Linked DNA regions of Homo sapiens: regions 2 and 3 are each linked to region 1. Evidence: chromatin loops called from intact Hi-C (ENCODE). Cell type or tissue: heart right ventricle. All regions are shown on one strand.

What was found. A loop is a pair of places that touch in the nucleus more often than their neighbours do. Peaks named below come from ENCODE experiments on the same cell type or tissue, not always from the same donor. Only the 100,000 strongest peaks of a DNase experiment are listed, where the experiment ranks them.
Region 2: a loop joins it to region 1, with 2.6 times the contacts of the local background. A loop is called at or near these places in 11 of 110 quality-filtered maps.
Region 3: it touches region 1 in a loop (2.5-fold over the local background); 9 of 110 quality-filtered maps call a loop at or near these places.

The regions. Positions count from the first base shown.
Region 1 is chr16:19,641,092-19,649,091 of GRCh38, reverse strand. It overlaps VPS35L (VPS35 endosomal protein sorting factor like), which reads right to left. Exons shown (of 31, transcript NM_020314.7): 22 at 6,616-6,696; 23 at 4,143-4,206; 24 at 1,210-1,308. Among named protein-coding and RNA genes, the nearest start is that of KNOP1, 73 kb to the left of the region's middle. In heart right ventricle, no CTCF peak of the experiment used is centred here; DNase peaks (open chromatin) are centred at 3,231 and 3,941; H3K4me3 peaks cover 1,234 bases; H3K27ac peaks cover 4,246 bases.
Region 2 is chr16:19,701,151-19,709,150 of GRCh38, reverse strand. VPS35L (VPS35 endosomal protein sorting factor like) reads right to left here. Exons shown (of 31, transcript NM_020314.7): 31 at 7,988-8,000. It overlaps KNOP1 (lysine rich nucleolar protein 1), which reads left to right. Exons shown (of 5, transcript NM_001012991.3): 5 at 1,930-7,214. The coding sequence ends at 2,241. Among named protein-coding and RNA genes, the nearest start is that of KNOP1, 13 kb to the left of the region's middle. In heart right ventricle, no CTCF peak of the experiment used is centred here; no DNase peak of the experiment used is centred here; H3K27ac peaks cover 5,807 bases.
Region 3 is chr16:19,691,894-19,699,893 of GRCh38, reverse strand. It overlaps VPS35L (VPS35 endosomal protein sorting factor like), which reads right to left. Exons shown (of 31, transcript NM_020314.7): 30 at 246-392. Among named protein-coding and RNA genes, the nearest start is that of KNOP1, 22 kb to the left of the region's middle. RefSeq lists enhancers at 1-457, 458-1,113. In heart right ventricle, no CTCF peak of the experiment used is centred here; a DNase peak (open chromatin) is centred at 3,373; H3K4me3 peaks cover 1,013 bases; H3K27ac peaks cover 5,710 bases.

The sequences.
Region 1 (8,000 bases):
ACTTGAACCCGGGAGGTGGAGGTTGCAGTGAGCCAAAATCGCACCATTGCACTCTAGCCTGGGCAACAAAGCAAGAACTCCAGCTCAAAAAGAAAAGGAAAAAAAAGTATTATTTTTCTTTCAATTTATATATATACTTTCTTCAAATGGCTGTCAAGTTGTTAGACATAAATACTTAAGTTGTCTGAACCTAACTTTTTTTTTTTTTTTTTTTTTTGAGATGGAGTCTCCCTTTGTTGCCTAGGCTAGAGTGTAGAGTGCAGTGGCGCGATCTCTGCTTACTGCAACCTCCACCTCCCAGATTTAAGCGATTCTTCTGCCTCAGACTCCCAAGTAGCTGGGACAACAGGTGCCTGCCACCCCGCCTGACTAACTTTGGTATTTTTAGTAGAGACAGCATTTCACCATATTGGGCAGGCTGGTCTCAAACTCCTGACCTCAAGTGATCTGCTAGCCTCAGACTCCCAAAGTGCTGGGATTACAGGTGTGAGCCATCACATCCAGCCTGAACCTAACTTCTTAATAAACAGGGCTGTTATTAATTCTTTTGGTCTGAGGGCACCATAAAAAGTTACTGAGAGTTGCCATGATCCAAGAAAGTAGGGAACCTCTTGTTACGTAAGAAGGGGCTCCTTCTGGTTAGATTTCTGTAACTAATCATTGTAAATCACTTACCTCTGTTGCTGGCAGGCAGAAATGGGAAAATGCAAATCTCACAGAAAAACAGATCAATAAAACCAAAGTTGTAAGTTTATTAACCTTTGAGAAACCACCTTTCATACCATAGAGAAGAGTAACAAAATAGGACCAGAAAAAACCCAGATTAAGGGTGGGCGCAGTGGTTCTTTCCTGTAATCCCAGCATTTTGGGAGGCCAAGGCAGGAGGAATGCTGGATGTGAGGAATTTGAGACCAGCCTGGGCAACACAGAGACCCCATCTCTCAAAAAACAACACAAAACAAAATTTAAAATAGCTGGGCATCGTGGCTTGAGCTGGTAGTCCCAGCTACTCAGGAGGCTGAGACAGGGAGAATTGCTTGAGCCCAGGAGTTCAAGGCTACAGTGAGCTATGATTGCGCCACTGCACTCTAGCCTGGGTGACAGAGTGAGACCCTGTCTCTAATAAAATAAAATCAAAATAAATGATTGGGATGTAGATGATCAATAAATATTTACTGAGAGAAGAAACTAATGAATGAAAATACTTACATGAATCAACTGCACAAGAACAGGCTCCAGATTGCAAAACATCGACCTGGACTCAACATAAAAACTCAGCTGTTGTTCAAAATCACGGCCAAAGGAAACCTAGAATCAAGGAGAAAGACGCTGAAAGGGACAGTGGTATTTTTAGAGAGAACGCAGGCACATGGTATGACTGAAATATTATTATTGCCACCTCATCTTTATGACGTGGGCACTGGACTAGAACCTAAGAAGTCGAAGGGTATAAAACAGAAGCTCAGAGTGTAAGCAGAATTTTCCAGACTCTGAAGGAAACCACTGGAAAGGGAATAATGGGATATTGTTTGTCAGCTGTGGCCTTTTCACAGAACATAAATGTGGTTATTGGGGGCCCCTTGTCAGAAGGTTTGCCATCGTAACAGTCACACCTTTCTGCTTCCTGATGGGGACCCAACCTTGGCAGCTCACTGGTGGCTACAGAAGCCATAGATGGAAGTTTTTCCACCATTAAACATCCTCTCTTCTCCTATTTCTTCAAATTTATGAATAGCTGGTTAGTAAGAAAAACTTTACTGTACATCAATCATTTTTGTCCAGATGAGGTTTAACATTGCCATTTCCATTACAGCTATCATGTTTCATATCTGATTTCCTTATATTCTTTTCCATAATAACTTGGTAACTTTCAGACAATGCCGTAAAAAGATAAATACCACATGATGAGTACAAAAAGCAAGGGCAAAGGAGAGCGACTTGGGAAAATCCATATGTCTGTTTCCTAACACGGGAATTGAAAGGCTAATCCTGAATTTTCATCAAAATTGATATTTTACCCGCAGAGTCAGGTAGACTAATCAACCCGCACTATTGAACAAGTCAGAATTTCAAGGTTATTTTCAAAGTGATCTCGTCATTTTCATCTCAGTCAGCTTTGGTCCTGACTTTTCTATTAAAATAGAAGATATTTGCAGCAGTTGGTGTTTTGGCTTAGAGCACCCAGAATGAAGGTGAAGACTGTTCAGGCTGGGATAGTATAATGGTGGGATGTTCCCAAAGGAGGCTGCAGGAAACCTTCCCACTGTGCTTGCCCTTCTGCAATGTCTCTGTGGACTACCCCCCATCAAAAGGCAGAGCCTCTTCCCCTCCAGACTGGGTCCCCTCAAGACTGTGATTTGCTTTGACCCACAGATTGCAGTAGAATATGGCAGGGGTTTACTGTGTGATTTCTTTTTTTTTTTTCCCAAGACAGAGTTTTGCTCTGTTGCCCAGGCTGGAGTGCAGTGGCATGGTCTTGGCTCACCGCAACCTCTGCCTCCCGGGTTCAAGCGATTCTCCTGCCTCAGCCTCCCGAGTAGCTGGGATTACAGGCATGCACCACAACACCCGGCTAATTTTGTATTTTTAGCAGAGACAGGGTTTCACCATGTTGGTGAGGCTGGTCTCGACCTGACCGCAGGTGATCCACCTGCCTCAGCCTCCCAAAGTGCTGGGATTACAGATGTGAGCCACCGCGCCTGGCCTCACTGTGTGATTTCTAAGCCTTGGCCTTAAAATGCCTTGCTGCTTCTGTCTGTGCCTTCATAGAAGGCAGCACCAAGTAAGAGAGCTCAACTGGAATCACTGACTGAGAACAGTGGTGAGAAAGAGAGGACATGGAAGAAAACCAAGATGCCCCAGCCCATATCCAGCACCAAAACCCTGGAGAAGGGAACAAGGCCACTGTGGATCCTCCAGCCCAATCGTGCCACGCCAGTGCCACACCACACTCCCTGTAGCAGCCTGGTTACCAAGCTGATCCGCAGAGTTTGAGAACTAATAAAAAACTCATGCTGGGCGCAGTGGCTCAGGCCTGTAATCCCAACACTGTGGGAGGCCAAGGCTGGAGGATTGTTTGAAACCAGGAGTTGGAAACCCCTGTCTCGACCCCCCCAAAAAAAACAGCAAAAAAAAGCCCTGTTATTTAAAGCCACTAAGTTTTGGGATGAGCTGTTACTCAGCAGTAGATAAGTAAAACAGATGGGGAGTGGATATCTGGCGTTTTGCCTGCCCGGCATAGTTTCCATCACCGTCTGATGATCTGCATCAGCTGCTTCAGGACACACCTTCTTTCCACTCTCGGCCCTCCTGACTCAGGTCACCCAGGTGTGCTTGGGGCCACGACCCATGTTAATCCAAAGAGACTCAATCCCAGGACTTTGCTGGAATCCCACCTGCTGGGCTGCAGAGCTGGGGGGGATGGAAACCTGGAGCTCTGGTGGGGCAAGCCCAGCTGAGCCGGAGGCCAACAGGGCAGAGCCCAGGGCTAAAGACAGACAGGGGGCTGGGTGCAGTGGCTCACGCCTGTAATCCCAGCACTTTGGGAGGCCGAGGCGGGCGGATTACGAGGTCAGCAGATCGAGACCATCCTGGCTAACACAGTGAAACCCCGTCTCTACTAAAAATACAAAAAATTAGCCGGGCGTGGTGCCGGGCGCCTGTAGTCCCAGCTACTCGGGAGGCTGAGGCAGGAGAATGGCGTGAACCCGGGAGGCGGAGCTTGCAGTGAGCTGAGATCGCGCCACTGCACTCCAGCCTGGGCGACAGAGCGAGACTCCATCTCAAAAAAAAAAAAAAAAAGAAAAAAGACAGGGAAGGCAGGTCCTGATGACATCCCGGAGACCCTGAGCCCGGCTGCTGCTTTGGAGAGTTCCAGCCCCTGGACTTTTTGTCACATGAGCCAAGAAATCCCTCCTCCCATCACCCTCCCGCCCCCCACCTTTTTCCTCTTAAGCCAGTTTGTCTTGGCTCTCTTTGCCCCCAGGGGAGTCCTGGCTAATGTAAGATGTTTTCTAATTTCATTTTATCTCACTAAGAATGAAAAGCACCAGAGAACATAATGTTAACTGCTTTCGCCAACATAAGGATAAACAATTACATCACACTTCCAAGTGCACTGAAACTTCTTCCCTAATACTTACCATTTTTATAAATCCATTAATCAAATATGACAGCATTCTTTTCTCATCCTCAAGAGTGAGTGCACTAAAATCAATAATTGTACATAATTAACACGGAGGTAATAGATGAAAGTTTCTAAAGAAAAAAATACACAAGGGGTAAGTAATTTAACAGGTAAGAACATTTTGCATTTTCTAGATTTAAAAAACTGCCAACAGGCTGCTTATTTTTCCTTTGATAAAAATACATAATCACAATTAACATAATTTAAATATGTTTCTCATCTCCCTCAAATATGCTGTTCTCAAGATAGATTTATTAACAAGAAAAGAAAAGGTAACTTTCACTTCTTTGGAACTTGGGCAGCAAGGTCTAATGTCAAATTTTGTATTTCAGGGAAATTTCATTGAATATTTTATTTAAAAAATCTCCAGCGGGGTGTGCTGGTTCACACCTGTAATCCCAGCACTTAGGAAGGCAGAGGTAGCAGGTTCGTTTGAGCCTAGGAGTTGGAGATCAACCTGGGCAACATGACGAGACCCCGTTCTCCCCAAAAAGGAAACAGAAATATTTCCAATGTACAGCAAAGTTGAAAGAATTTTCCAGTAAACACCCATACACCATCGAAATCCTGCCATCACCATTTTACTTGTTTTACACATAATTATCCATTCCCCTCTCCATCCATCAATCCATCTTATTTTTTTGATACATTGTAAAGTAAATCTCAGGTCTCAGTTGCTTCTATTTAATAGAAAATGTAACACAAATATAAATAAGAAAAAGTCATTACAGTTTTGATTATACTTGGATAGTTAAATAAATAGTTATTTGGGGAATAAATAGTTCCCCAAAGTTATTTAAAAAAAAAATTTTTAAGAGCCCAGAGAAAACAGGAGTCAAGGTTTTTGTTTGTTGGTTTGTTCTCGGAGAAAATGTTTTGGCAAAGATTGCCCACTGTCCTTCAATACAAATGCCCACTTCGTTCTTTTTTGTTTTTGTTTTTGTTTTGAGATGGAGTTTCGCTCTTGTTGCCCAGGCTGGAGTGCAATGGCATGATCTTGGATCACTGCAACCTGTGCTTCCCAGGTTCAAGCGATTCTCCTGCCTCAGCCTCCCAAGTAGCTGGGATTACAGGCACGTTCCAAGGCGCCCAGCTAATTTTTTGTATTTTTTTTTTTTTTAAAGTAGAGACGGGGTTTCACCATGTTGGCCAGGCTGATCTCAAACTCCTGACCTCAGGTGATCCACTCATCTTGGCCTCTTAAAGTGCTGGGATTACAGGTGTGAGACACCATGCCCAGCCCCACTTTGTTCTTAGAACAACATTCCCTAGCCTCCTTCCCAGCTAGGGGTGGCTATGGGACAGTTCTGAACAATGGGATATGATGTGTGAGCCTTCCCAGCTTTGTCCCTAAAAGAAAGCTGCTGTTCCCCAATGCCCACAGGCTGGAACGTGGACATGGTTGAGGTACATCAGCTTCCAGGAAGAAGATAAGGACAACACCCCAGATAGACTGGGAGAACAATAAGACAGAAATAACCTGGGTCCCTGGATGATGTTTGAAAGAAGAGCTGCCCTACCCCTACCTTCTGGTCTGTCTACTATGCACAATTTTAACAAGAGAGAAATCAACATTCTATTTTACTTAAGCCAAAACCCAATGTCTCACGAATCTAAGTGCCTTTCTGGATGCTTTTTGTGTCTTTATTTCTATTTTTGTCCAACTAAAGTCTACCGGTTCCATTTTTATGAAATGCCTCGACACTTTGATTTTTGTAACTACCCATGAATTTGAAAGCACAAAAAATCATGGAAGTGAAGATTCTAAAATGCAGAGAAAACAAAGAAGAAATACAGTTCATCTTGTTGATGGTTAAGTTCCAAAACAATTTTCTCCATTCTTGTAACATTTTCCAGTAAATCAAGTTGCTGTGTTTAAAAATTCTTGGGGGACTAAAATTTCAGCCACAAATAAGCAGGAATTGCCCTAAGCACAGTCAAACGAAAACATATTTTAAAAATAAACAAACAAAAACCAGAAGGCAGTGACTATTCAGCCTTTGACTGAAAGGTAATGCCTGTGGATAGGTCTCAGCCTCAAGCAGTTTCATTTGAATTTCAAATAATTGGCTAATATAGAGATGAAATAAAAAGGCTATATTACTGGATGAGTGAGCTCATTATTACACTATCTGCTGCTCTCAGAAATCTCCAAGAGACATGGAGTTTGAGTTCACTTGAATGGAACCAGCTTTTTACCCGCAACATAAACTCCTTTCTAACAACATCTGCCACGTCGCTTTCTCAAGAAGGTTAACCTCAGCCTCCTTCCTCTCCTGGATTGGAATGTCCTCGTTAGCAAAAATCTTAATACTCCCAATAAAGTAATATTATTCACAGTGGCAGCTTAAAGCAGTCATTCCCTAATGTCCTATTAGGTGGCATTAAGACCCAATCCATGTTATATTTCAGCTGTAAGCATGGCTTACTTCACAGAGTCATGCATGGTCTTGCAAACATGCAAAAGGGCATTCAAGATGACCGGGTCCTTGGTGGGCTCTTGTTGATGCCTAGGAGACATTTAAAGATAAAAGTCAAAGTTTTGTCCACTGACAGCACTGCAAGAGTGGATTCAGTTTTCATCCACTGTACACACTTGAAAAGCAGCAAATTATCCAGCTGGCATTTCACCCAGCCCAGTTTACCAGTAACGAGCCATGTTCTCTGGTTGTCTCAGAATTCTTTTTTAAACTTTTGAGACAGAGTCTCACTCTGTCACCCAGGCTGGAGTGCAGTGATGTGACCTCAGCTCACTGCAGCCCCTGCCTCCTGGGTTGGAGTGATCCTCCTGCCTCAGCCTCCCAAGTAGCTGGGATTACATACGTGCGTCACCACACCCAGCTAATTTTTGTATTTTTGGTAGACACAGGGTTTCACCATGTTGGCCAGGCTGCTCTCGAACTCCTGGCCTCAGGTGATCCACCTGCCTCAGCCTCCCAAAGTATTGGGATTACGGGCGTGAGCCACCGCACCTGGCCCAGAATTCTTTAAATAACAAGTTTGCTCTTCTATACACATGATAACTTCTCCTAACTGCAAAATCACAGAAAAACTGTTCCCCTTCCTAAACCAGGTGGGCTAAGGGCAAACCTGTTTTTGTTTGTTTGTTTTTAACTATGCTTCTTATACCTTCTGAAGCTGCCCAAAACCTGTCACTGTGTTCTTAACAGGCGAATTTTGCCAGGCAAAATTATTCATTTGGTTTTTCAAATAATATAAAAGGGCAAGCTCTTAAAACAAATCTTTAGGTAAGTAAATTAGGTATATTTATTCCAAGCATATTAATTAGGAATTAATATTAATCCTTAGGAAGGAATTAATCTTTTAGAAAGATGACAAGAAAAGCTTAAAACATTTGAGCAATATCAAACTCAATTTTCCAAAGTGAACCATATCTATACACCTAATATTTAAAGTAACTAGCTTTTTTTTCTTAACCCTGTCCTAAAAAATAATATATTGTAAATGAAATCATATTAAACTAGTTATAAACTGCCTAATACATTTAAAATCAATATATAACTCTAAAAATAAAAACAGGCCGGGTGTGGTGGCTCATGCCTGTAATCCCAGCACTTTGGGAGGCCGAGGCGGGTGGATCACTTGAGGCCAGGAGCTCGAGACCAGCCTGGCCACCATGGCGAAACCCTGTCTCTATAAAAAATACAAAAAAATTAGCCGGACGTGGAGGTGGGTGCATATAATCCCAGCTACTCGGGAGGCTGAGGCAGGAGAATTGCTTGAACCCAGGAGGTGAAGGCTGCAGTGAGCTGAGATCGCACCATTTCACTCGAGCCTGGGTGACAGAGCAGGG
Region 2 (8,000 bases), 60 kb before region 1:
GTGGGGCTTTGTTATGGGTCCTGCCTTGGGGTGCCCTTTCTCTCCATGCCACCCTGCTGAGCTGAGCCGAGCTGATGGGACATCCAGCTTGAATAGGGAGGGCAAGAAAAAAGGCAGTGTGATTCGGAGCCGATGTCCCGGGGGGCTGTCCCTGGAAGGACCTGACGGCAGGAGAGTGATCCTGGGGCACAGGGGCTGGGACATGCCATGCCACTGAGACGTGGTGAAGTGGTCCTCTGGGTGGGCAGCAGCCGTTGGAAGTGCTGGTTCACGCAGGACCAGCTAGCAGTCTCCTGCTCTCCCCAAAACCCATGTGGGGTGGTCATAGATGGCCTCTCACTCTAGAAACTGCAGGGCAGGGGAGCTGTCATTATTCCTGCATCTGGGCCACCATGAAGCTGGGAGAATGTGTCACCGGTTCACTCAGGGCAGCTGTAGTGACAACTGGTTCTTATTTTCCCAAAGCCAACCCAGAAATAAGTGCTGGGCTGGCCTCTGGCTTGTGGGCGGGAAGTTCCCAGGCAGCGTCGATGTCAGCAGTCTGGTTGGGGTAGGGGGAGAGGAGTGGCCAGTCACTGAGGGCTTGAGGTGTGCCATGCATCGTGCACTGGGCTTTTGGTGTCAAATCTGACGTATGTCTCACTGAAGCCCTGTGAGGGGGATGTTATCACCCCACCTTAGAGATGAGGGCACCAAGGCTTAGAGAGGTTAGGGGACTTGAGCAGGGTCACCCAGGGGAGGCTTCCTCCCGGGGCTGCCTGACTTCCGAGTCACAGTCTTCTTGGGAGGTGAGTTTCTTTCCTCTCCCACCGACCTGGGAGAAGGGGGTCTGGAGGGCTCTCCTGCATTTTCTTGCACATGGGTGGTAGCGCACTCTGGCTGGAATGGGGACCCCCGAGTTCTTGGGCTTGGCTCAGTCTGACTTGGCTGTGTGACCTTTTACCCCTGTGGGCCCGCACCCGTTCCCGCCATAAAACAGTGCTTCTGAGAAGCACACTTCAGATTCCCACTCGCCCTCTCCCACCCTCCAATTCACCCAAACGTTAGGCTGCTGGGTGAGTGCGCCCGGCTGCTGGGCTGTGGGGTGCCCTGTGTTGCAGGGGAGGTGCGCCCTGTGGGGAGGTGGGGGAGGTGTGCTGTCTTGTGAGATGCATGGTGGGGTGAGGTGCGCTGTGTAGGGAGGTGGGGGGAGGTGCGCTGTATAGGGAGTGGGGGAAGTGCTATGTAGGGAGGTGGGGGAGTGTGCTGTGTAGGGAGGTGGGGGGAGTGCGATGTGTAGGGTGGTGGGGGGAGTGCACTGTGTAGCGTGGTTAGGGGAGGTGCGCTTTGTAGGATGGTAGGGGGAGAGTGTGCTGTGTAGCGTGGTGGGAGGAGGTGCGCCATGTGCGCCGTGTAGGGAGGTGGGGGGAGTGCTCTGTGTAGGGTCGTGGGGGGAGTGTGCTCTGTAGAGTGGTGGGGGAGTGTGCTGTGTAGGGAGGTGGGGGAGGGGAGGTGCACTGTGTAGGGAGGTGGGGGGAAATGCTTAGTGTAGGGTGGTGGGGGGAGTGCGCTGTTGTGAAGTGAGGCACACTGTGCCGTGTGCCATGAGTTAGGAAAGGAGGAGGAAGGCAGAAAGGCAGCTCTGTGCAGAGGTGGGCAGTGGTGTTGGCTGGACCTGGGCTGGAATTCTGGGGGTCACTAGTTAGGTTTCTGTCTCCAGCTAAGCTGCAGACCTCTATTTTCTCCTCTGTGCAATGGGAATAACAACAGTGTTTCTCATAGGGCTGTCTTTAGGATTAACGGAATAATCCGTTGTTGAGCTTATTAGCACTGTGCCTGGTACACAGCAGCCATCTAATCTGCTGGGCCCTCCCTGATGAGGGTGGGGGTCAAGGGAAGGAAAGGGCTTTGAACTCAAGGAAAATAGCCACCTTTTTCCTCTCCTCACAGGGAACCCAGTTTGGCCAGTGGGATACTGCTGGTTTTGAGAACGAGGACCAAAAACTGAAATTTCTCAGACTTATGGGTGGCTTCAAAAACCTGTCCCCTTCGTTCAGCCGCCCCGCCAGCACGATTGCAAGGCCCAACATGGCCCTCGGCAAGAAGGCGGCTGACAGCCTGCAGCAGAATCTGCAGCGGGACTACGACCGGGCCATGAGCTGGAAGTACAGCCGGGGAGCCGGCCTCGGCTTCTCCACCGCCCCCAACAAGATCTTTTACATTGACAGGAACGCTTCCAAGTCAGTCAAGCTGGAAGATTAAACTCTAGAGTTTTGTCCCCCCAAAACTGCCACAATTGCTTTGATTATTCCATTTATGCTGGAGATTACAAATTTTTTTTGTGAAAAAATCAGATCTTGGTGAGGACCTCGAGCAGTAAGATATAAATAACTCCCATAAGCTTAGCGTTCCAGTAATGGAACACTAGGCATAAATGGTTTATTCAGTTGTGCAAATGAAAGCCATCTGACAGTTGGCTCACATTGAACACCTGTGGAGATTAAGGACGAGGACAACTATATTGATGGGCTTGGATGAACTGGGGCAGGGCAGCTCATATTTCGGGAGCCAGGAGAACGAGTGAGTGCTAAAACCTCCTGTTTTCTGTGTTAAACATTCCGTCCCTGTTTGAGACATCAGTATGTACAGTTAACTTTTGTTGAGTGTTTAGCAGGTACTAGGGACATACTAGTGTTTTCCTTAATGTATTTAATCTTCATAATTATGAAATGGGTGCTATTATTAGCCCCATCTTATAGATGAGGCAACTGAGGTTCAGGGATAAAGTAATAAAATTGCCTGGGGTCACCCAGCCACTAAGTGCAGGGTGTTGTACTTTTGTACCCGAAGCCCTAAGTTCACTATTCGCCACTCTGAATGTCCCCTTTAGGGAATTTCCACCAGAATCCTCGTTGGGGATTGAAATGTCTTTAGATGGAGGAAAAAGTTTTATGACAAGTCTGCATCTCTGATAAAAAGTGGAGTGAATGAGGAACGGAGAATCGCAAACTCCTTTTCCTTCCTTTTCCTTTCCCCTGTCATAGAGCAGCTGTAGGCAGAGAGGTGTCTGAGTTGTTACCAAACACATGTGACTGAGCTGCTGCTGCTGGGAAATGTGCCTCTAAACCAGTCCTGCCTTTTCCACTGGTGTCCCTTCGGCCCTAAGTGCTGAGGTAGGATTTTTGTGCTTTGACTGGATTCTGAACAAGGCATTTTAGGAAGAGTGGTTAGTCCCGCAAATGAATCAATGGCAGATCCCAGGGACGTGTGTGTGTGTTTTGAGATAGGCTCTCACTCTGTCACCCAGGCTGGAGTGTAGTGGCATATCACGGCTTGTTGCAACCACTACCTATCCAGCTTAAGTGATCCTCCCACCTCAGCCTCCCAAGTAGCTGGGACTGTGGGTGTGCACCACAACAACCAGCTAGTGTTTAAAATTTTTTGTAGAGATGGGGTCTCACTATATTGTCCAGGCTAGTCCCAAACTCCTGGACTCAACTCATGCTCCTGCCTCAGCCCCCAAGAGCTGGGATCACAGGTGTGAGCCACTGTGCCCAGCCCCAGGGATGTGTCTGATGAGATTCTTTTTTATCACAAGGAAGAGAATCCCAGGTGACTTCTGTAGGTGGATATTGAATGCCAGGAGGAGATGAACGTGTGGAGATGACACGGGAAGTTGCCTCATCGGCTGTGGGGACAGCGTTTCCAAGCCTGGACTCTACAGCAAGCCTCAAAGAGCTCCAGGTCCAGTGGCCCAAGTCGCATGTGACCATCTGTGACCACCTTCTTTCCACTCACCTAGCTTTTTGCATCCCAAAATACAGGTTCTGACTGGGACATTTTCACGATCGTTTGGCCTGAACATGCCTCCTACAGACATCCCAGCCCAGGCAGGCCTCGATGGCCAGAAAGTTCAGTCTCACGTGGCAGGAAGGCCTGATTAGGGCCTGGTTCAACAGCTCGCCAAGGAAGCATTCTCTCCATCATCTCCAGTGTTGGCTTCATCAAGGCTAGTACAAAGATGGCAGTAACAGTTCCAGGCAGCATATCAAGACCCTAGAACATTCCAGAGGAAGAAAAGCCTTTTTGTGTCTCAAGGAAACTTCCAGAAGCCTCCATTGCTGGGCAATGAGTCATCTGCCCATAGCTGCACCCGCCCCTGTCATGGGAAGGCTGGTGATTCCCTTCAGTCAAGAAGAGTGGATGCTGGTGAAGTGGCCATGGTGTCCACAGCTGCCCATTGGGCAGAGGTGAGGCAGGCACTTCAGGCAGTTTCCCTGGCTCTGAACCCTGATCCGCAAGCATTGGCCAGGTCAATAGTTGGACAAGTATGTGCTACAAGGACCTACTTGGGCCACTTCCCTCAGGACGTGAACTTGTCCTGCCTTTCTTTCCTGGATTCAACCTTGAGATACATAATGGGAGAGGCCGTGGAAAGCCCAAGAGGCAGTGTTCTGGATTTGAGTGAGTGCCTTCTGGGCACCTCCTCCTTTGATGGAGAAACAAATCCCTCCTGACCTTGAGCAACACTACAGGAATGTGCCTGGTGTAAACAGGAACCAGCCGTTCGTTTCTTTTTTTTTGAGATGGAGTCTCACGGTCGCGCAGGCTGGAGTGTGGTGGCGTGATCTCGGCTCATTGTAACCTCTGCTTCCTGGGTTCAAGCGATTCTTGTGCCTCAGTCTCCTGAGTAGCTGGAATCGGCCGTTTACTACTCATAGTTTTTATCTTGCCAAGAGGTCACCCTGACGTTGGCCTGCCTTAGCTCTGTTAAAAAGGTTGTGCTCTGCCAGGTGCGGTGACTCACGCCTGTAATCCCAGCACTTTGGGAGGCCAAGGTGGGCGGATCACGAGGTCAAGAGTTCGAGACCAGCCTGACCAACATGGTGAAACCCCGTCTCTACTAAAAATACAAAAATTAGCTGGGTGGGTGTGGTGTCACGGGCTTGTAATCCCGGCTACTCAGGAGGCTGACAGGAGAATCGCTTGAACCCGGGAGGTGGAGGTTGTAGTGAGCTGGGATGGTGCCACTGCACACTCTAGCCCCGGGCAACAGAATGAGACTCTGTCTCAAAAACAAACAAAAAAAAACTGTCTTTGGGTGATTGTGGAGAGGTGATCATATGTCCGCTGTGTTGCTCCCATCCAAGCCCTGGTGACTGGTAGCTCTCATGAGGGTGTGATGGTCAGGCCTTGCCCCTGGTGTAAATTCTGTCTGTAATAGGCTGTGACTTTCTAACTCAACATCACCACTGGCTTAGGAGTTCCATTTGCACAGGGGGAGCTTTATTGCTTTTCTATATACATAAGAACTTTACGTCTCACCAGTGGAGGTTGGGCAGCCAAGACACCACAATGCTGGGTGTCTTCAGAATGGACTTAATCTTGTCCTTTTGCTTTCTGCCAGTGCAGATCACCATCTCTCAGATGAGCAGGACCCCACCCTCTGGCAGTCTTGTCTTGGGAGAATCACTCTGAGCTCCCATCCTTTGTAAATTAACATTGGTTTGAGCACCACCCTCCATCACGGCTGCAGTGAGCCATGATTGCACCACTGTGTTCCAGCCTGGGTGACAGAGCAAGACCCCATTCCAAAAAAAAAAAAAAATTTGCCAAATAGACACAGTCCTCACAAAAGAAGTTGGCAGAATAACACCCCTTCCTACCACATCTCCTCAGAACCTGTGTATTTGTTAGGTTACGAAACAAAAGGGAATTAAGTTTGCTAATCAGCTGACCTTAAAACAGGAAGAGGATCCCGTGTTTCTGGGTGGGCCGGAGGAATCACAAAGATCCCTAAATGTGGAAGAGGAAGGCAAAAAAGAGTCCACATCAAAGAGACTTAAGAAAGACTTGACTAGACACTGCTGGTTTTGAAGATGGGAAGGGAAGGGTCAGAAGCCAAGGAATGTGTGTGCTGTCTAGAAGCTGGAAAAGGCAAGGAAGTAGATTCTCCCCTAGAGCCTCCCAGAAGGAGCGTAGCCCTGCTGATGCCTTAATTTTAGCTCAGTGAGACCAGGCGGACTTAAGACCTATAGAACCGTCAGATGACAACATTATGTTTTAAGCCGCTACAATTGTGGCAATTTGTTAAAGTAACAATAGAAGACCTAATGTAAGTAAGTCTCATGTGGAAGTTGCCATGGTTTTGTTTTTCTTTCTTTTTTTTTTTTTGAGACAGTCTCACTCTCACTCCACGCCCAGGCTGGAGTGCAGAGGCGTGATCTCAGCTCACTGCAACCTCCACCTCCAGGGTTCAAGCGATTCTCCTGCCTCAGCCTCCTGAGAAGCTGGGATTACAGGTGAGCACCACCACACCCAGCTAATTTTTTTTTGTATTTTTAGTAGAGATGGAGTTTCACCATGTTGGCCAGGATGGTCTTGATCTCTTGGCCTCATGATCCACCTACCTCAGCCTCCCAAAGTGTTGGTATTACAGGCATGAGCCACCGCACCCAGGCCCCATCATTTTTATTTTCTACAATTCTGGCTGACATCTTATTGCTCCATCCTTGCTAATGATAGACTTCATCTCACATAGACCAGTGTTTTCAGAGACCGGCTTATTGATTCAGTAAAGGGCTGGGGGAAACTGCACACACAAGGACATATAAAATCTAAGCCTCTGCCTGGGCCACATGACAGGATTCAGAAGCACCTTTGATATAATGGGTGCCCGACCTCATGTGAAAGTCCAAGTTCAGGTGTAATGTGAGAGCGGTAAGAATTCACTGGCCTAGGCTTGGGAACTAATGCTGCCCACCACGTTCAGCCTCAGAGGAGAAGAAATGACTTGAAGAACATAATTTGTGAATTTGCCAATTGTTTTTCATTTTATAGCATCACACAGTAAAAGTAGATAAAATAATTTTAATGAAAATACTTCTGTGGGCCAGGTGCGGTGGCTTACGCCTGTAATCCCAGCACTTTGGGAGGCCGAGGCGGCGGATCACCTGAGGTCAGGAGTTCTAGACCAGCCTGACCAACATGGAGAAACCCCATCTCTACTAAAAATACAAAATTAGCTGGGTGTGGTGGCGCACTCCTGTTATCCCAGCTACTCAGGAGGCTGAGGCAGGAGAATTGCTTAGACTCGGGAGGCGGAGGTTGGGGTGAGCCGAGATCACGCCATTGTACTCCAGCCTGGGCAACAAGAGTGAAACTGTCTCAAAAAAAAGAAAAAAAAACAGAATTTTGTGAAATAAAGGCCACTTGGGAGTATCTGAGCCACCCCACAATGCTGTCTGAGTTTCTGTATGATTTAGTAGAGGGGAGGGAAAGAAGCATTCATTAGTGTCTGCTGTCCTTTAATTTTTTTTGAGATGAGATGATATTTTGCTCTTGTCACTCAGGCTGGAGTGCAGTGACGCAATCTCGGCTCACTGCAACCTCCGCCTCCTGGGTTCAAGCGATTCTCCTGCCTCAGCCTCCCAAGTAGCTGGGATTACAGGTGTGTGCCACCACGCCTGGCTAATTTTTGTATTGTTAGTAGAGACGGGGTTTCACCATGTTGGCCAGGCTGGTCTCGAATTCCTGACCTCAGGTGATCTGCCTGCCTCAGCCTCCCAAAGTGCTGGGATTACAGGCGTGAATCACCGTGCCCGGCCAATAAATTGATTTAAAAAAATTTTTTAGCCCCTTTTACTGTCTGAGGTTAACTGAGTGTTCAACTGTAGTCTTGTATTTCTCAGAGTAAAGATGAAATGTAATCTATGTCCAGTTCCAGTGTGGATCTTGTAGAAGCACAATAGTTTGGGGCATTTTTAATCCACAGTGTGGATGCATTTTCATAATGGCAGTGGCTGAGATGATGAATCACCCATCAGTATGAATGTTTTTACTGATTCAAAATGAAATGTCGGTGCAAGCTCACCAGCCGTAATAGAAGAATCAGGTTCCACCAAACTGTTGGAAGAAAAGCAGACAGAATCACATGCTGTTTAGAATTGTGGCTGCAAAACAAACCAGGATAATATATTTAGACACGGTCTTTCTCTTCTGGAGGAAGACAGTCAGAAGTA
Region 3 (8,000 bases), 51 kb before region 1:
ACCCTTAGCCTCAAGCGATCCTCCTGTCTCAGCCTCCCAAAGTGCTGGGATTATAGGCATGAGCTGCCACACCTGGCCAGCTCTGCTTTTTACTGCTAGGAAGTGATCCAGTAGAAATGGACCAAGTGCTTTTCTAAAAGGGGAGTATGGGGTTGTCTGTCTGATGTCCAGGCCACAATGCTGTGTTGAGGGTGGTTGTGCACTGGCCAGTGGGCTTATACCACGGGGCCCTCCGAGCGCCTCACCATGGTCCTGGTGTCTGCACAGCCGTGCCTCTGTGCCAGGTGCCACAGGTTGACGGAGAGCTGGTTGAGCTTGTTGTTGCGTAGGTCCCCATGGGCCAAGATGCTGTTAAAGAAGGAAAGGCCCAACGAGCTCTGGCGCTTCAGGGCCTGAAACAGAAAAGGGAGGTTACTGCCTTGCACTGGGGCTCAGGCCGTGCCCCGCAGAGATGCTGTGGACAGTGCTGACTCTGGGGTAGGTCATGCCTGAGTTCCAGTGCCAGCTCTGCCATGTATTTGCTGTAGGGCAAGCTGCTGAACCTCCCAAAGTCCCAGCTGCTTCATCTGTAAGTGACAGTAAGGTCACCCCTGCAAAGGGCGGGGATTCAGTAAGATGACGAAGCTCTGTGCCCACAGATGGTCATTACTCATGAAATGGAAGAAACTCACCAGTCAGTGAGGTCGAGGAATGAAGGGTACCCCAGCAGGGACAAGCCTTGCTTTAATGCAAGTACAGCTGAAAACTGAAAGGCTTCAGCTCACCTCTTTCAGATGTGTCCTCAAACTACCCAAAGCTGCAGTCAGTATTCCTGCCCCTGGGCTGCCGGTAATAAAGACCAAAACACATCTCCCGAACTGAGCTCCCCAATCCTTGGTGCCCATATCCAGCCTTTACACGCTGACATCAGATCTTTCCTTTCTTGCTCAATCATCTGATGTGAGAGGTATCTTGCCAAAAAAAGTCTAACCACAGTGTCACGGCAGACCGAACCTGAACTCCAGCTTTGAGTGATAAAGACAAAAGGGAAAATAAATCTCCAGAATGCAACACCAGGCCCAGGAGAGAGGATACAACTTCCCCAAGGTAAACGAAGGCCCCTGGAAAAGCCACATCAACAGGTGGGTACCTGCTGTTCAGGAAGCCCATGGGGCCACGGCAGATCCCACATCTGCACAACATCAGTGCTGCCAAGAGTCTCATGTCTGCTCCCTGACAGTGAATGCGTGTAAGAGCCCTTAAGAGTGTGCCAGGGATTCTGCTCTGTGCTTTATACAACTCGCGTGATTTAACCTTCATGACAGCTCCGTGGCAGGTACACTCCTAACCGCCCATGATAGAATTCTAGAGGTGTCCCCCAGCATTCCTTCCCGTTATTCAAACATGAATCCCGGTGCTGCTGTGGAGAGACTGCAGATGGAATTAAGGTAGGGAGCATATCTTAGATGACCTGAGTGGGCCCTCGAATCACTGGAGCCCTTAAAAGCAGAAGCATTTCTCCGACCAGAATCAGAGACAAGCAGTGGAAGAGAAAAACAGGAAAGAGGAGGAAGAAGGGAAGCCAGAGATTCAAGGCATGAGGAGAACCTGGGCCACCAGTGGTGGCCATGAGCTGAGAAACACAGACAGCTTCTAGAAGCTGAGAAGGACACCTGGCCAACAGACACAGGATCTCAGTCCATGATCACACGGAAATGCAATCTGCAAATACCCTGAAGGAACAAGGAAGTAGATTCTTTCCAGTGCCTCCTGATAAGAGCCCAGCCAGCAAGACCTTGATTCTGGCCTTGTGAAACCCAGAACAGAGACGCCGGCCCCAGCTAGCACTGACTTCTCACCTACCAAACAGTGAGATCAAAAATGGGTACTGCTTTAAGATGCCAAGTTTGTGGCAACGGGTTATGGTGGCAACAGGAAATGAATATGCTCCCATTCTGCAGATGAGGCACCTGAGGCTCTGAAAGGTTAGGAACTTGCCCAAGGACCACAGATGGGTCCTCACAATGCAGAGGGGAGTCCGAGCTCCAGCTCTCTGACTCCAGAGCCTGTGCTCGTACTCACAGCCCTCTCCAGGCCACACACTCAGGGTCGCATCTTATCAGGAATCGCACTCAGAAAGGGCTGACTTGCCAGTGCCATGAGCCAACTTTGGCTATGCAGTTGTATGCAGGGATTAAGAATGGCTTGATTGGGCTTACACCAAAACACATTTCTTCCTGCTTTTCTCAACTACTCTCGGTGGCTAAAACCAACTTATCAACCGTCTATCCATCCAACGTTCCACAGATAATTCACATGGCGCCTGCGAGCTGCTATGCCAACTGATTTACCCCTTCTTACTGTCCTTTCCCAAGTGAGAATTTAAAGTCTTTTAGTGAAAAGAAAAAAAAAATTAGCTGAGCATGGTAGCACACACCTATTGTCCCAGCTACTCAGGAGGCTGAGGCTGGAGGATCACTTGAGGGCAAGAGTTTGAGGCTGCAGTGAGCTATGATCTCACCGCACTCAAGCCTGGGCATCAGAGCAAGACCCTGTCTTAAAGAAAAAGTCAAGGAACAGCTTCAAATGCAGTTGGGCAAGGTGGCTGAGTGGTAATTAAGACTCTTCGGCACCTCCCCTCCCCACTCCGGGCAAAATTGAGCCTGCCTTGGCAACAGCCTAGAGCAGCGACAGTCACAGAAGCAGCAGAGCCGACGGCAAAGAGCCCAATCATCAGGGAGCAGGTTGTGCTGTGGGCGCCCAGGCCCGCGGGCTACAAGAGAAAAGCGCTTTGGCACAGGGCACGCGGGCTGGCACCTGCTGGGCACGGACTCGCAAACTGGCTGGCGACCACCTGCTCTGCCTTCATTTGTTCTAACAGACAATGCAGTTATGCCCCAAGTGGGAACCTGAGCCCATCCTGCTCTCCTTTTAACCTGGTCCTCGTCTGACACCTGGGAGAACGGGAGCCCCACTTTCTGCCTGAATCTACAAGACCAAGCTAAAATAAAACTCTTTCAGAGCTAACTAAAAGTCTCCTTGGAGAGAGGCCCTTTGACTACCTTTCACTGAAGTGGGAGAAACTGTTTTAAAAGTCAGACAAGCAGCACAATACCTAATTGGCTATTTCTCCATTCCATATCTTCTCAATTAGCAAAAAGCTCAATTCGCATGTGTTTTAAATGCCAAAGCCCATTAAAAGTGAAATCATTGGAGACGTGTCTGAGGGATGAGACACATGCCAGCTGATATATTCAAACACCGAGAAAAATACAAACACGTAGCTTGGGAACCAAATCAGGGCCTGATCCCCTCCCCTCGCCACAGAGGTTTTAAATAGAAAAGAGCTGCTTTTCCTATGAGAACTGTCATTTCCAGGAAGCTCTCGGGGTTTGGCATGGTTCCCAGCTCCACCACACCCAAACAAACAACTTCATAAAATACAGCTTGTGATTAAAATGAGGCTGGCACCTTCACGTGGCCTTAGAGGATGACTTTGGAAGCACGGTTGCTACCAGAGCTGCGATATGATTCTCAGAACGGCACAGGCATCAGGGTTTTCCAACAGCAAGAAGCCGCCCACCCCACTCAGTGGGGAGAAATCCACCAGGCCCTTCCTGGTCTGTGATGGGCCTGGATACCAAGCCTCATGCTCTTGGGGTACCAGACTTCAGAGGACTCCAGTATGGCTGTTGAGCTGAACTTCAAATTGCACCATTAAAACAAAGGATAGCCGGGCACGGTGGCTTATGCCTGTAATCCCAGTACTTTGGGAAGCTGAGGCGGGCGCATCATGAGGTCAGGAGATCGAGACCATCCTGGCTAACAGTGAAACCCCGTCTCTACTAGAAATACAAAAAATTAGCTAGGTGTGGTGGCACGCGCCTGTAGTCCCAGCTACTCGGAAGCCTGAGGCAGGAGAATCACTTGAATCTGGGAGGTGGAGGTTGCAGTCAGCTGAAATTGTGCCACTACACTCCAGTCTGGGCAACAGAGCAAGACTGTCTCAAAAAAAAAATAAAATAAAAGAAGGATAACATGTTCAGTTTCAGCTTGGTCCACCCATATGACCATGTTTTTATTTATTTATTTATTTTAGAGACAGGGTCTTGCTCTGCTGCCAGGGTTGGAGTGTAGTGGTGCAATCACAGCTCACTGCAGCCTCAAACTCCTGGGCTCAAGCGATCCTCCCACCTCAGCCTCCTGAGTAGTCCCAGCTACTCAGGGTGCACACCACCATGCCTGGCTAACTTTTAAAATTTTTTTAGAGATGGGGTTTTACTATGTTCCCCAGGCTGGTCTCAAACTCCTGGAATAAAGCAATCCTCCTTCCCCAGCCTCCCAAAGTGTTGGGATTACAGGCATGAGCCACCATGCCTGACCGATGTTTTTCTAATAAATGTGCACATATGGACAGACATTTTCAGTGAACATCGCTGGTATTGATGCCACGTGAAATGTTCTTCAGAAACATTCCATCTTTGCTATTCTTTCAGAATCACTATCACCATCAACCCCTCTCTCCACCAGAGAAAGAGACATAAATGTTAAATATAAATAGCTCCAAATTATATGGTTCTGGGCTTTATTTTTCTTGCAAGCTTGGGACTTCTGGGCTATGATCATTTATGCTGTCAGTGACCACCTCTGATTAAACCCAGCCTATTGCCTCGGTATGAAGACACGTAATTTTGAACCACATGTCAAGTGTTCTGTGGGTGTGGCTTGTCAAACACACATCATTGTTCTAAGAGGTCCCTGGACTAGAGGGCGGAGCCAGAACCAATGGTTTCAAGAAATCAGGGGAAGGCTGGGCATGGCGGCTTACGCCCAGAATCCGCAGCACTTTGGGAGCCCAAGGCCAAGGTGGGCGGATCACTTGAGCTCTGTCTTTTTTTTTTTTTTTTCTGAAACAGAGTCTCGTTCTGTCACCCAGGCTGGAGTGCAGTGGCGTGATCTCAGCTCACTGCAACCTCCCCCTCCTGGGTTCAAGCAGTTCTCCTGCCTCAGCCTCCCAAGTAGCTGGGATTACAGGCATGTGCCACCACGCCCGGCTAATTTTTGTATTTTTAGTAGAGGTGGGGTTTCACCATGTTGGCCAGGCTGGTCTCAAACTTCTGACCTCAAGTGATCTGCCTGTCTCAGCCTCCCAAAGTGCTGGGAGTACAGGCATGAGCCAACCGTGCCCGGCCAAGCTCAGTATTTTAGGACTAGCCTGGGCAACCCAGAGAGACCTCGGCTGTGTAAGAAATAAGAACTTAGCTGGGTGTGGTGGTACATGCCTGTAGTCCCAGCTACTTGGGAGGCTGACATGGGAGGATCACTAGAGCCCAGGAGGTTGAAGCTGCAGTGAGCTAAGGTAGTGCCACTGTACTCCAGCCTGGATGACAGAGTAAGACCCTGTCTCTGGAAGAAAAAAAAAAAAAGAAAAGAAATCAGGGGAAAAAGCTAAGACAAGCTTTCCTTGGGGGGATCTAATTAGTACAAGCTAAAGGTGATGGGCTTCCATTATTCCTGTAGGCTGAAAGGGCTCTCTCCTGAAAACCATCTACACAGAAAACGGAAGAGGTATGAACCCTTGCTGAGTGTTTGTGCATGTTTGTAAAAGGTCTTTTAAAACAATGTGTATTTAGGGTTTTATTTTCTCATCTTGATTCATGAGCCTCAGATATGCAACATTTAAAAATTATTGATACATAATATTTGTGTGTATTTATGAGGTACATGTGGTATTTTGTTACATGCCTAGAATTACAATGATTGTGCCAGGGTATTTGGGGTGTCTGTCGCCTAAGCATTTATCATTTCTATGTGTACAGAACATTTCAAGTCTTCTCTTATAGCTATTTTGAAATGTATAATACACTGTTGTTAATTGTAGTTACTCTGCTCTGCTATTGAACATTAGAACTTATTCCCTTTTATTCCCCCTTTTTTCTTTTTTTTTTTTTTTTTCTTTTTTTTTGGAGACAGGGTCTTGCTCTGTTGCCTAGGCTGGAGTGCAGTGGCATGATCACAGCTCACTGCAGCCTCGAGTTCCCGCCGCAGCCTTCAATTCCCGCCTCAGCCTCTCCAGTAGCTGGGACTACAGGCACTCACCACCACGCCCGGGTAATTTAAAATTTTTTTCTGAGATGGAGTCTCACTCTGTCGCCCAGGCTGGAGTGCAGTGACATGATCTGGGCTCACGGCAACCTCCGCCTCCCGGGTTTAAGCGATTCTTCTGCCTCAGCCTCCCAAGTAGCTGGGACTACAGGCACACACCACCACACCCAACTAATTTTTTCTGTATTTTTTGTAGAGGTGGGATTTTGCCATGTTGGCCAGGCTGGTCTCGAACTCCTGGCCTCAAGTGATCCGCCCACCTCAGCCTCCCAAAGTGCTGGGATTACAGGCGTGAGTCACCGTACCTGGCCTAATTTTTAATTTTTTTTTTAATAGAGACAGGATCTTACTATGTTACCCAAGCTGGTCTCAAACTCCTAGGCTCAACTAATCCTCCCACCTGGGCCTCCCAAAATGTTGGGATTACAGGTCTGAGGCATTGTGCCTGGCCTGTTCCTTCTAACTGTATCTATCTTTGTACCCATTAACCAACCTCTCTTCATTGCCCTCCCCTGCCCCCCCGCAACACACACATCCACATACCCTTCCCAGCCTCTGGTATCAATCATTCTAGGAGAGTTGCCTCGTCTGATACTCACGGGTTTGATAAACCAGTTTTCCTGAAGAAGAAACTGGGGTTCCAATGCCACTCTTTCCACAAACAACCAAGAGCCCTCCAGGCACTAACTTGCTCAGAGTTCTGGTACTGCAGCTCGGGGTCCCCAGGGTCAGTAGGACACAGTCACATACCCTCCCTCCCTACAGAAGGTGCTACGGGCCCCCAGGGCTGCAGCATTTCTGCAACTGTTGGGTATGTAGGTCTCTGCCCTTTCAACTACTAACCCTAAGGCCAGCCCTTCGGGCAGTGCCCCTGAACTTGGAGGCCAGAAAAAATCCTACTCTCTCAAACACACGCTTGAACACCCTGGACAGAATGGGTATATATTGGCCGGGCGCAATAGCTCATGCCTGTAATCCCAGCACTTTGGGAGGCTGAGGCAAGAGGATCACTTGAGCTCAGGAATTCGAGACCAGCCTGGCTAATATGGTGAAACCCCATCTCTACTAAAAACACAAAAATTAGCCGGGTGTGGTGGCGGGCACCTGAATCCCAGCTACTTGGGAGGCTGAGGCAGGAGAATCACTTGAACCTGGGAGGTGGAGGTTGCAGTGAGCTAAGATCATGCCATTGCACTCCAGCCTGGGCAACAAGAGCGAAACTCCGTCTCAAAAAAAATAAAATAAAAAGAAAAGTGAAGTGGAAAGGCCTTGGTTGAGGAGGGCAATGTAGCAGTGCAGAGTTCAGGTTTGGGAATCCGGGTTAGAATCTCTGCTGTTTCATCACAGCCAGAGGAAATATCAACGGCTCTGAATAACCCTCTCTGAGCCTCAGTTTCCCTCCCCATTCAATGGAAATAAACACAGCATCTACATCTCACAGGGCTGTTGTGGGCACTGAAAGAGCCCAGGTATAGCAATCCCACGCTATCAGGGATTCACCATGAACTGATGGAGCATCTGCCGCAGGCCGGGCTCTGCATGAGACGTGGGGTGGTGCAGAGAGTTACCGGGTGTCCCAGAGTCCCTGTCTTGTCATTCAGACACAGGCAGGTCTTCAAGACTCACCAGGTCCAGGCCGGGTGCAGTGGCTCACGCCTATAATCCCAGCACTTTGGGAGGCCGAGGTAGGCGGATCACAGGGTCAGGAGTTCAAGACCAGCCTGGCCAACATAGTGAAACCCCATCTCTACTAAAAAAATACAAAAAATAAGCCAGGTGTGGTGGCGGGCACCTGTAATCCCAGCTACTTGGGAGGCTGAGGCAGGAGAATCGCCTGAACCCGGGAGGCGGAGGTTGCAGTGAGCCGAGATTATGCCACTGCACTCCAGCCCAGGCAATAGTGTGAGACTGTCTCA